2 separate regions of the Mus musculus genome follow, and region 1 is linked to region 2. A link is a loop called in an ENCODE intact Hi-C map of the cell type or tissue named here. Cell type or tissue: heart. All regions are shown on one strand. Links, peaks and the distances in the headings refer to the core of each region. The heading gives the core; the rest is flanking DNA.

Region 1 (6,286 bases), core at 1,357-3,856, 280 kb before region 2:
AGAGTGAAACTCTTGTCTCAAAGAATAAAAAAAGAGGGATGGGGGAGGATGAGAGAGAGAGAATAAACAAAAAACTCACGGGAGAAAGAGAAAGAAAGTACTGTTTTTCCAGACAGTTCACAAATGTGATCCTTCTCCATCTGCTTGCTTCAGGCCTCATACTGGGCATCTCACCCTCTCCAAAGGCCACACTGCATTTTTAACAAGACCCCAGGTTCCCTCACACCGCTTCAACCAACCCTACAGCAGGTGCTGCATTCCCTATATCCCCTTCTGTGTCCCGGCACTCAGTGTGCTGGGTTCCATTCTCTAATCCTTGTCTGCTTTTCCACCCCTTTCTGAATTCTTCACAGGTGCCCCATCTATCTTTGAATTCCCAGAGTTCAGCAAGGGACCTCAGCTGACACCTAAAATGAACAAGCTAAGCTCCAATCTCCTCATCTGTGAATGGGGATAACAATACTCATCACACAGAGGACAGTCAGCACAGAGCCACCCAGCAGCCACACCACCGAGGTCGCTTCCCCTCCATACCGGGCGACATTACACAAACACTTAAAATTACACTTGAGAAATTGTTTCCCAAGTATGAGAACAAAGAATGCAAAGTTAAGCTGACCCATGGTTTCACCTGCATAAACAGAAATGCAGACTTTCTGGCAAACATTTGTCAAAACCACAGAAAATATTTAGTTACAAATAAGACTTGGGGTTCATTTTTCTTTTTTATTCTTTGTACCCCTGCTAATGTGATTATAATGCTGTTTGTGAAATAATAAAATGCAACAGGAAATGGAAAGAAATTCCATTTACAAAGTACTGCAAGTTCAAAACCATCACAAATTTAGTGATAGAAGCTCCGTTGGGATAAACATTCATTAAGCAAGGCCTTGAAAAGGCATGAGCAGCGTCAGCAAATGCTCTGAGTGGAAGGGAAGCACACTCAGGCCCCGCTCTCCTCTTGGTGAAGAGGTGTCACTTACAGCCTAGCCTTTTGTGCTTCTAAGGAGGTGGAGGGTAGTAACCGAAGAGAAAAAAGGATAATGAGAAAGATGATTAAAGTCAAGAAGAGGCTAAAACAAAATAAGTTTTTTAAAAGAAAGGAGAGAGAGAGAGAATGCACGCAAGCAGTAAGAGTCGGTTTGTAGCAGGAGGATCAAAACTATCCTCAGCTAAATAATGAATTCAAGGACAGCCTGGGCTACAAGAGAGTCTGTTTACTCCTACATCCAGGTAATAAGATAGTTAGCCCCTCCCATGGGTACTTTGTTCCCCCTTCTAAGAAGGACAGAAGTAGCCATATTTTGGTATTCCTTCTTGAGCGTCATTTGGTCTGGTCAAAGTGTGGAGCAGAGACTGAAGGAAAGACATCCAGAGACTGCCCCACCTGGGGATCCATCCCATATACAGTCACCAAACCCAGACACTATTGGGGATGCCGACAAGTGATTGCTGACAGGAGTCTGATACAGCAGTCTCCTGAGAGGCCCTGCCAGTGCCTGACAAATACAGAGGTGGATGCTCACAGCCAACCATTGGACTGAGCAGGGAATCTCCAATGGAGGAGTTAGAGAAAGGACTGAAGGATCTGAAAGGGTTTGCAACCCCATAGGAAGAATAACACTATCAACTAACCAGACCCTACCCACCCCAGAGCTCCCAGGGACTAAACCAAAGAGTACACATGTAGGGACTCATGGCTCTAGCTGCATATGTGGCAGAGGATGGCCTTGTGGGCATCAATGGGAGGAGAGGCCCTTGGTCCTGAGAAGGCTCGATGCCCCAGTGTAGGGGAATGCCAGGACAGGGAAGCAGGAGTGGGCAGGTTAGTAAGCAGGGGAGCGGGGATGAGATAGGGGGTTGGGAGGGGAAACCAGGAAAGGGGATAACATCTGAAATGTAAATACATATCTAATAAAAAATATAAAATAAAAGATAGTTAGATAAGCAATTATCCAAGGTAGTGATAACATACATAGAAGTTCTAACTCCCTAAGGGAGCCCAAAACGAGGCACTGGGCTGCTGGTTGAGACTTAGCTCATCAAGGGAATACTATGAGGAAGCACATGTGCATGGCATGTGTGTATACAGGATGAAGGGCCATTGTGGATTTGACAGGATGCTGTAGCCCATGACACTGCGCAAATCAGGAGACAGCCTTTGCTTACCCACCACCTCCCAGCTCCAGGTGACCCTTTGTTTGCAACTCAGATTCTCAATTCAGTTCTCAAAGCAGCTTCCCAAGTTCTGGAACCTTCTTGGAATGGTAAACTCTCAAGCCCTGGAAGGCTGACTTTAAGCCCCAACACCAACAAGCCATCACTCCCAGCAACTGTGTCCTTCCTGTTGACTTGGAACACAATCATACACACTCTAACCAAGGAGCAGAAGGACCTTTTGCCTGTGCTGGCCAAAGAGACACATTCTCACTCCACTATTCAAGTAAACTAAATAATGAGTCACGTGTGTGCCAGGGTTGCTTTACAGAAGCGCCTGTGCCAATTCTAAGGCTCATTCAGTCCAGGAAGCAGCCTGCTTCCTCCTTCCAAGCAGATTTCACTAAAAATAACAAGAAGAAACTTGAAGCTGAATGTGATTTTTCTAGGTCTTTGGCTTGGATTTTTATTCTGTCAAAAGTTTTCTCTGTCATTAAAGGAGCAACCTACATTTTACCTCTACTAAGATCTCTTTAAAACATTTCAAGTTTGAGTTTTCACTGCAGCAAGGCACTTCTTCCAAATACGTGTGTGACAGACACATCCTGTTTTGTTCTTGGTTCTATGGGAAATGACACTAGTAAAAACTATACTTTATGCTTTATGGGCACACATTTCCAAGAATTATCACCAGAAGAAAATGTGGAACCAACTCAAAGGGGCTCACCATCTCTCTACAAACGTGCCGACAGAAAACACCTTGACTTTACCATGTAATTTAAATATTTATTTAACATTCTTGACATTCGTTCTAGGTAATGGAAACCATAGTCGAATGAATATTGTGGGTGCATTATTCACACAACTGCCGTCGTTAGACAGTATTGGCTGAAGTAGAGAAAAAAAGCCTTGATTTCACTGGGTATGGTACAGCATATCTATGATCTCGGGGCTCAGGGGTGGAGACAGGAGAATAGCCACAAGTTTGAGGTCAGCCCAGCCTCCACTGTGAAACCATGTCTCAAAAACAAAACAAGTAACAACAAAAACTGTAAACTTTAAACACAGTGATCATTATGATAGATGGATTAGTAGAAACATAAAAATTATGCAAGAGTGGAGGAACAGGAGCACGCCTCTAACCCAGCACTCGGGAGGCAGAGGCAGGTGGATCTCGGAGTTCAAGGCCAGCCAGAAAGAGAGATCCTGTCTCAAACAAACAAACAAAGGAGCATGCTCGAGCACGTGCGTGTGTGCGTGCGTGCGTGCGTGCGTGCGTGCGTGCGTGCGTGCGTGCGTGCGTGTGTGGTGCGTGCGTGCGTGCGTGCGTGTGTGTGTGTGTGTGTGTGTGTGTGTGTGTGTGTATACAAGGTAAATACATTCTATTTAGACTCTATGTAACGAGCAGTAAACGTCTCTTATGTACACGAGACACTCTGAACTTGTAAGACTTTAAAATTACCAACAGATAAGTTAAACCCACAAAGACATTGCATTCTAAATTTTATTTTTTTAAATGTATGTTTTTATGTTACATTTTCTAAAACCCTGCATTTCAAAAACAGTTCAAACGTATAGTTTTTATATTGTTAAATATTTAGAAAGGAAACAAAATGTAATAGGCACTATTTCCCACATCCTAGTGTGACCTTGGGTGCAGTGCTCGGTCAAAGGGCAGATGGCTTGCTAAAGCCCAGTGTGCCAAGGCCGCGGTGAAACTTCAAGAGGCTGACTCCGCAACTGAAGCAAGTTCATATTAATCTCTCCAGTGACCCCTTCTCTACCCTGCAGGAATACTCCTGCTCACTCACAGAAGGATAATCTCTAAGTCTAACCCTATTTCTACTTAGTGGCTAGAAACAGACCTTGTCATGTAAACCAGGCAGGCCTCAATCTCTTGATCCTCCTGCCTCAAACTTCCCTGGTGCTGGAACTGCACCACATGTTCCTATTCTGAGAGGAATTCCCCATCTGAGCGGAGACGCAGAGGCACTCAAGGAGGCAAAGCACTGAGTAAGCCCACACGAGACACGACAAGGTCTGCTGCACCAGAGAGGTCACTCTCCTCCCAAACAGGGTGAACATGTTTAAAGGAGGACAGAATGTTCGAGTCAGCCTGCAATGATATAGGTAAGCATTCAGAAGCCCAGGCTGGGCTGCAGCAAAGGCAGCACCAGGCCCCTCAAGGCCCGTGTGGGTCCTGTTGCTCCTCAGGATCATCAAGAAGCTGACCACAGCAGTGGCTCAGTGGTAACGAAGCCCCTAAATCAAGAAAGCTCTCACCATGTCTACAATAAAGTACGCACACATCCTTGCTGCTTAATTGTTAATTCTGAAAGCAAGGCAAAGTGGCTTGCAGGTCCACCATGGATATTTTCGTGACAAAAGGTCAAGGATAAGAGACCCATCCACTTCTAGTTCCAGCGTACATATAAACTTGGAATTCTGAGTGGTAGCTGCAAAATATCTTCAAAGACCATATTGGAAGGCCAGGAATGGTGGCATACACCTTTAGACCCAGCACTCAGGAAGGCAGGGGCAGATAGATCTCTGTGAGTTTGAGGCCAGCCTGGTCTACATAGTCAGTTCCAAAATAGCAAAGGCTCTGTAGAGAGACATGTTAGAAGCCTTACATGAGCTGGAGAGATGGCTCAGCAGCTAAGACCACTGCCCATACCCACCTGGTGGCACACAACTTTCCATAACTCCAGTTCAAGGGAATCCAATGCCCTCTTCTGACCTTTAAGGCCACCAGCACCAGGCACACATATGGTGCACAGACACATACGCAAACAAAACACTGATAAACAGTAGTAGTAGTAGCAGCAGCAGCAGCAGCAGCAGCAGGCATACAATTATTTTCTAAGAAAAAAATAGTATGTGCATATCCCTGAGCAGCAGCCGTGTCTGTCAGAGGCCTTGCAGGGCACCATTACCCACTCTGGATTATGCTGGGCAGTGCCTTAGGATGTTATGCTCCATGTCCCCTTTAACAGTCTTGTACACTTAATACTTAAACATTATCATACTTAACTCCAAGACTACCATAGAGAAACTGCCTCTCCCTTGCTACCAATGGCTACCTATTGTTAAATCCAGAGGCCCCTTCTTACTCCTATCTGATTTTTCTGCAATTTACATTCTCATGTGCCTCTTCTTATCTGCTTCCTTTAGCAAATCCACTTCCTCCTGCTGCTATAGAAACAGCCCCAAGGTTCTCCTTGGCCCTCACAACTCCTACTATGGTCGCTCCCTCCCTGCCCTAACCCACTGCTGTGGTTTCTCCATGTCTCTTTCCAGCCCTCGCTTCTCAGGAGCTCTAGCTGTGTATTCCCACAAGGATATACTCTATCTACAACATGAAACATGCCATTATCATGGCCCATTTGGTGAGCATGTATCACGCATGGGTTCAGGCATGCCATACACATTATCATGGCCCACTTGGTGAGCACGTATCATGCATGGGTTCAGACACTGCATCAAGTGTTTCACATACTTCAACTTTTTTATCCTCACAGGGAATATTGTAGAAAACAGCTATCTCCATTCTAAAGGTGGAGAGACACAGATCAGAAGATTACTCTGTTTCTCTGTGAAGAAGTGGTAAAGTCTGGTTTCAAAATCAGTCTGTTTCAAAGACCACACTTTATACAAAAAAAAAAAAAAAAAAACAAACAAAACAAAACAAAAAAAAAAAAAAAACACTGTGCTACCTCTAGGTGCCCAGGACTGAAATGTGCCACAACCAGGCACCATCAACAAAAGTAGACAAGGAACATGAGGGTACAAATTTAATCTACTGCTTACGGCCTTATGTAGCACAGACCAGTTAGCTGTGTTCTGCAGAGGACTCAGACCCTAAAGCTCAGCCGCAGGACTCAATAACATCACAATCATGTAGCATACAGGGAACTGTCATCTTAACCCAGAAAGACCCATGTCTGGTCAAACCTCTCCTGCATGTCTGGTTTCCAGAACGCTGCATAGGAACCTTACTCCTAATCCCTCCCAATGCCCTCGCCTGGGGCATTCAGGGAGAAAGACACAGAGCAAGGTCAGCAGAGGGGCTCTCCTTTGCTTTGAGCGGTCTAGAAAAAATCCATCATCCTAGACTCTGAAACTTGAA
Region 2 (6,286 bases), core at 2,479-4,978:
AAGGCAATATTAAAAGATTATTTAATTTTTGATTTGTATTATTTTGAACTTTAATTTTGTTTGCTTAGACTGTTGAGACTAAAAAATGAATTTGTCCTTATTACAAATTAATTGCATTGCATCGTTTTGACTTTGATTTTTATCATGGGACTCTTGTTTTTAAAATTTTTTACATCATTATTTTTCTTTAGGGAAGAGAGGGTGAATATGAAGGTTCCGAGAGATATGGATGACGCCAAGGCTCTAGGAAAAGTTCTCTCCAAATATAAGGATACCTTTTATGTACAAGTATTGGTTGCTTATTTTGCTACATATATTTTGTATCCTTTTATCTGAAAAATGTTTTCTAGTTTATTGAAGAAAAGCTTCCAGAGGTCTACTGTTTAGTTAGAAGTGATGGCTGTTTTTTTCCAAATGTTAATGCGGGGCAGTGAGATGGTTTCAGGTGATGGCGCCTGTGGCAAGCTAAGCATGGTGGCCTGGGTTTGATGCCTAGGATCACATGGTAGAAGGAGAGAACCTGCCCCTAAAAGTTGTCCTCTGATTTCCACATGTCACTCATGCCCTTACACATACACACCCAAGTAAGTTATTTACTTTATTTAATATTTAAAATAAATAAAATGGGGTTTGTTTTTTTCAACACAGGGTCTCACAGTGTAGCTTTTGCCAGCCTGGAAGTCTAGTTCTTCAGCTCTCAAACATTATAACTCATTTAATGCCAGGCAGCACTCCAGAGGCAGAGTTGAGTGTTTCTCTGAGTTCAAGGCTAGCCTGTTTCACAGAGGAAAACAGTCACATATAACCCAGGCTGCTCTTAAGCTTGCTATGTGGCCAGTAATGACAATGAACCCCTGGTCATTTGAATCTACCACATAGATGTTATAGGTGCTGGGAATTGAACCCAAGTCCTCTGGAAGAACAGCCAGTACTCACACTGAGCCATCTCTCCAGCTCATAATTTTTTTTTTTGGCTATAATTTTTAAAGTTTTGTATTCTAGTACTAAGTTCATGTCTTAAAACGTAAGTATTAAGAAAGCATTACTAAGCTGGAACACTGGGAAAATGATGGGGGGGAGCACAGCATAGTTAATTGGCCAGGCTTCATTAGTAATTAGTGGGTTTTCACCTTAGCACTAGGGAGGCTGAGGCAGGTGGATATCTGAGTTTGAGTCTAAACTGGTCTACAAAGAAAGTAACAGGCCAGCCAGGGGGCTACAAAATGAGACTCTGTCTCAAAACTAAACAAAAACAAACACAAACAAACAAACAAACAAAAAATCCAACAACACCAAAAAACTAAAAACAACACCCCCCCCCAAAAAAAAAAAAAAACCAAAGAGACATTACTGAAGACTTTTTTCTGACTGAGCCATCCATTTTGTCTCTGCCTGGTGCCTGTTGGGGGCTCTCTAGCATAATCTTACCAATGTTGTATTTATTTGCTTACTGTACTTTGTATCATTTGTTAATGGGTATCTAGCTTGGAGCTAGAGGCATTCTGGCTGACAACTTACGTACTTTTTAGACTTTTGAGTATGGTTTTACTTTATCGTTTACTGCGAGTTAGTATTGCTAATCCTCCAAACAGAATAGCCAGGATCTCCACAATACACAGCTTGTTTTGGTGCAGCTATGATACCACAAGAAGAAAAGCCCACCTGACCTCATGAGGCAGGCTTCAGTCCAACACAAAGGAGTACTGCACACAATTATTCTGAGGTTATTAACGCAACTTCTGTATTGTCATTTTCTTTGAATGTCAACTCCATCTTGTATAAGTTCCACTTCATTATGTTTTAATCCTTAACTTATAAGTTAACAGTTTGCAAACATTTGCTATCCCAGGTTCCATATTCCTCAGTATACTCTCCGGGTTCCTTTATCCCTTCCCACTTGCCTTATTCCTTGTTTGTTTGGTAAGTATGTGACATGAGTTTGGAGATGTGAAAACAAGTAGAGCATTGGGGATGGTAATGGCAGTCTAGCTCCGCCAGGCAGTCTCATGTTCGTTCATCAGCTTTCAAGACGGTGATGTTAGTGTGTTTCTGTTAAGTCCTGTTAGAGCTCTGAAGAGCTTGGGTTCCTAGAATGAGGGCACTATAGACTTACTTGCAGTTTATAGCCTTTCTTTCCTGTTGTATTTTGCAGGTCAGATGAACTTAAGATTGTGGGTGGACACAGTGAGTCCTTGGTCTGGGAATAGTGTCCATACATAGCTATAGTAGGGTATGGGAACGGCTCCTTATTTATTCTTAAGCTAAAGGCAGCAGTAATTACTGGGTATGGTCAAAAGTTGAATCACAAGTGCTAATTGATTTTAACGATCTTGTTTGAGTTAGTTTGAGAAAGGACTAGGTAGATCAAATGGGTTTTATTCTCTAAGTAAGACGTATCACATGGACGCCCTTGCCTAGCTCTAAGGGATAAGTAAATGCACAGACAGGAGTGAGATGGGAACGTACAGGGTGCATGTGACTTCTTGTTTTCCAGTGCTCCGGACTTGGTGCCTCATTCTGCTACATGCTCTCCTACTTAGTTGGAAGACCCGTTGTATACAAATACCTAACAGAGAAGGCAGTGAAATGGTCACAGCAGGTAGCTATAAACTATAGTTTGTTTCTTTGTGGCTCTTTGGTTTAATCATCATTTAAAAAAAATAATGTTATAAGAAAAATTTAAAAACATTTATTTGAGAATTTTATATAGTGTATTTTGATTATATTCATATGTCTTATTTTAGTATTTTGTTACAGGTCTCACTTTGTAGCTCTGGCTGGCCTAGAACTGTTTGTAGATCAGGCTAGCCTGGCTCTTCCTCTAGAGTGAAGATATAAAGGTTTGAGCCACCACTCCAACAAGAGTTTATTTTAAAACATGTGATGGTTAGTTTTAATCGATGACTCGACAGAGTACACAGAGTAGAATAACCTGAGATACTCAGTGAGAAGTAGTCTACATTGGGTTGATCGTGGGCTTTTCTTAGTTGGGTTAATTGAGATGGGAAGACGCACCCTGAAAGTGGTCAGCATCATTTCAGGGACTGGTCCTGAGCTGAATGAGCAACCTAAGCACTAGGCATTGATTAATTTATTACTGTCTTCTCTCTTTTTTTCGAGACAGGGTTTCTCTGTGTAGCCCTGGCTGTCCTGGAACTCACTTTGTAGACCAGGCTGGCCTTGAACTCAGAAATCCGCCTGCCTCTGCCTCCCAAGTGCTGGGATTAAAGGCGTGCGCCACCACCGCCCGGCCTGTCTTCTCTTGACAGTGTGTACAATTCAACCCAAATCTGATTTTCCTCTCCCCAGTTCCTTTTTTTTAAAGATTTATTTATAGAGTACACTGTCACTGTCTTCAGTCATACACAGCAGAAGAGGGCATCGGATCTCATCACGGGTGGCTGTGAGCCTCCTGTGGGTGCTGGAATGTGAGAGCAGGTTCCCTGGAAGAGCATCAGGCGTTCTTGACAACCAAGCTCTTGCTCTAACCCCACTGATTTTAAAATTTTTTTGAAATGATTATCCTAGTTGGATTTTTTTTTAAAGTGTATGTATATGAGTATACTGTCTCTGTCTTGACACACCTGAAGAGGGCATTGGATCCCATTACAGATGGTTGTGAGCCACCATGTGGCTGCTCAGAATTGAACTCAGGACTTCTGGAAGAGCAGTCACTGTTCTTAAATGCTGAGCCATTTCTTCAGCCTCTGATTTTACTTTTTTGAGACAGGGTGTCATGTAGCCTCTGCTGAACTTGAATTTAAGCTCCTCCTGTCTCCAACTTAGGACTCTGCCTGCCTCTGCCTACTGAGTGCTGGGATTAAAGGCGTGCACCACCACGCCCAGCAGCATTTTACTTTTCTTTCTTTCTTTTTTTTTTTTTTTAAAGATTTATTATTACACAGAAGTACATTGTAGCTGTCCTCAGATGCACCAGAAAAGGGTGTCAGATCTCATTACGGGTGGTTGTGAGCCACCATGTGGTTGCTGCTGGTATTTGAACTTAGGACCTTCGGAAGAGCAGTCAGTGCTCTTACCCACTGAGCCATCTCGCCAGCCCCTTCATTTTACTTTTAAATCATAATGGGGAGAGTTCTAATTTTATAAAGACCAGAAGAAATAATTACATCTCAGGAAATACAGAGATCATGCCTCCTTGTTTTAGAGAAGAATGTTTTATATTCCACTTGAGTTTGTGATCAGCTAGTTGTAAAACGTCTGAGATCTCTGGCTAGACTTTTAGTTTAGACTTTCAATCTCTGCCCTTTCTGTTACCTGCGTAGCATTAGATTTACATACAGTTTGCCTTTGGAATGGCTGTTTTGTAAAAGTGGTTTTGCTAGTTATGCAGAAATACAAGTAATCAGTATTTAGCCTCGCCATCTCCCCAGCCCCTAATCTTTGGTCTTATGTGGTAAGCAAAAGCTTTACCATCGAGCTACATCCCCAGAAAACACATTGTTTCTCCTTGGGTAAATTGTGATGTGTCTGGGGCAAGAATTTAAGGTATTTTATATTAAACAACTTATTTTGAAGATTGGTCTTAACTAATACTGGCTTTTTTGCTTATAACAGGTAGAGCGTCACAGAGAACATCTTATTAACTACATTATATTTTTGAGGATCACACCGTTTCTTCCTAATTGGTTTATTAATATTACATCTCCTGTGATAAATGTACCATTGAAAGTGTTTTTTATTGGCACTTTTCTAGGTAAGACCTCTTACTCTCGTTGTGTGCATGGCCAACTGTCCAGCTGGCCTAGATTGCCTGCTGTTTGCAAAATCACCAGTACCATATATAACTCTTGGGCACAAAGCCTGGCCTAGATACATAGCTTGTTCAGTGTGTTGTAATATGTTACCTCTCCAAAGAATGAGCACTCTGTACTAGAAATTATTTTAATAATGTGAGATTAAGCAGAACCCCCTCATCTTTGTTTGTTTAATACTAGTGTTCACGTGGGTGTGGGTGGTAAGTGGGGACTTGCATGTCAAGCAGCCTGCATCACCCCCCGTATTCTTAGCCCAAGGAGAATATTTTCCCACCCCAACTCTGGCCCAGCAGCCCTTTCTTCCTTTGACAATGTGAGCCAGTTAGATCAGAGATGACAGGATCTCAAGGCCATGAGCTTTGTTGGCTGAAAGCTCTTCTCACGCACCTGGACTGCATGCTAGCACCCTGGTGAGCATCCCAGGCCAAGCTCCAGCAGTCCTCTGGTCTTTAAGGGGATTGGCTAGTGATGACAAGTAACTGACCAAAGATCACTTACAAAATACTTCTCTGCTGCAGACTTTACTGTGTCCCCATGCAGGACTTGTTAACTCCACGATCTATCTCTCTGAACAGAAGAAAACATTTAGTTTTTGGTTTTGAACTTCTTTGAGTTCTAATCACATATTAAGTCCAATTTATTAGGGGAAACAAGATCAACACACATCAAGAAATTGATACTAGATTTGAAATTAATAAGTGGATATAACATAATTTAAGGGGTTGAGTGCTTGCCTACTTACCATGTACAAAGCTCTGGGCTTGATACCCAGAACCACAAAAAATTTTTCAAATTAATTTTGTAAATTTTGCCTTTCTTTAAGAAGACTGGTGTTTTTCTTTTCATTTTAAATTGCTTGGATTCAGCTTGCAGGTTTTTTTATATATTGAATATTTACTAAAGTTTAATGTTTGTGAGGGTTTGTTTTTTTGTGTGTGTGTGGCTTGTTTTTGTTTGGTTGTTTTTTTTTTTTTTTAATTTTAATTTTATTTTTTCGACCGGGTTTCTCTGTGTAACCCTGGCTGTCCTGGAACTCACTCTGTAGACCAGGCTGGCCTTGAACTCAGAAATCCGCCTGTCTCTGCCTCCCAAGTGCTGGGATCAAAGGCGTGCACCACCATACCCGGCTTGACTTGCTTTTTTTTAAAGTACTTTTTTATTTTATGTGCATTGGTGTTTTGCCTGCGTGTGTGTTGGATCCCCTAGAACTAGAGTTACAGGTGGTTGTGAGCTGCTGTGTGGGTGTTGGGAATTGAACCAAGGTCCTCTGGAAGACCTGCTGGTGCTCTTAACTGCTGAGCCATCTTTGCAGCCCCAAGACTAACTTGCTATGTAGACCAGGCTGGCCTCAAATTCACAGAGATTCTCCTGCCTCTGCCTCCCAAGTTCTGAGATTAGAAGTGGAGGCTCACACCTGTCTGTAACTCTAGATCTGATGACCTCTTCTGGCACTGGGTACACACGGTACACTTACATACACTTGTCACAAAACATGCAAACATGAAAAAATG

Evidence for each region. Peaks named below come from ENCODE experiments on the same cell type or tissue, not always from the same donor. Only the 100,000 strongest peaks of a DNase experiment are listed, where the experiment ranks them.
Region 1: it touches region 2 in a loop (2.4-fold over the local background); 4 of 42 quality-filtered maps call a loop at or near these places.

The regions. Positions count from the first base shown.
Region 1 is chr7:110,256,319-110,262,604 of GRCm38, reverse strand. The region is part of intron 3 of Swap70 (SWA-70 protein); the gene reads right to left. Among named protein-coding and RNA genes, the nearest start is that of Gm32861, 29 kb to the left of the region's middle. In heart, for the core only: no CTCF peak of the experiment used is centred there; a DNase peak (open chromatin) is centred at 2,374; H3K27ac peaks cover 1,929 bases.
Region 2 is chr7:109,975,023-109,981,308 of GRCm38, reverse strand. It overlaps Tmem41b (transmembrane protein 41B), which reads left to right. Exons shown (of 7, transcript NM_153525.5): 3 at 192-320; 4 at 1,827-1,920; 5 at 2,495-2,599; 6 at 4,576-4,714. Among named protein-coding and RNA genes, the nearest start is that of Tmem41b, 8.1 kb to the left of the region's middle. In heart, for the core only: a CTCF peak has its summit at 3,996; no DNase peak of the experiment used is centred there.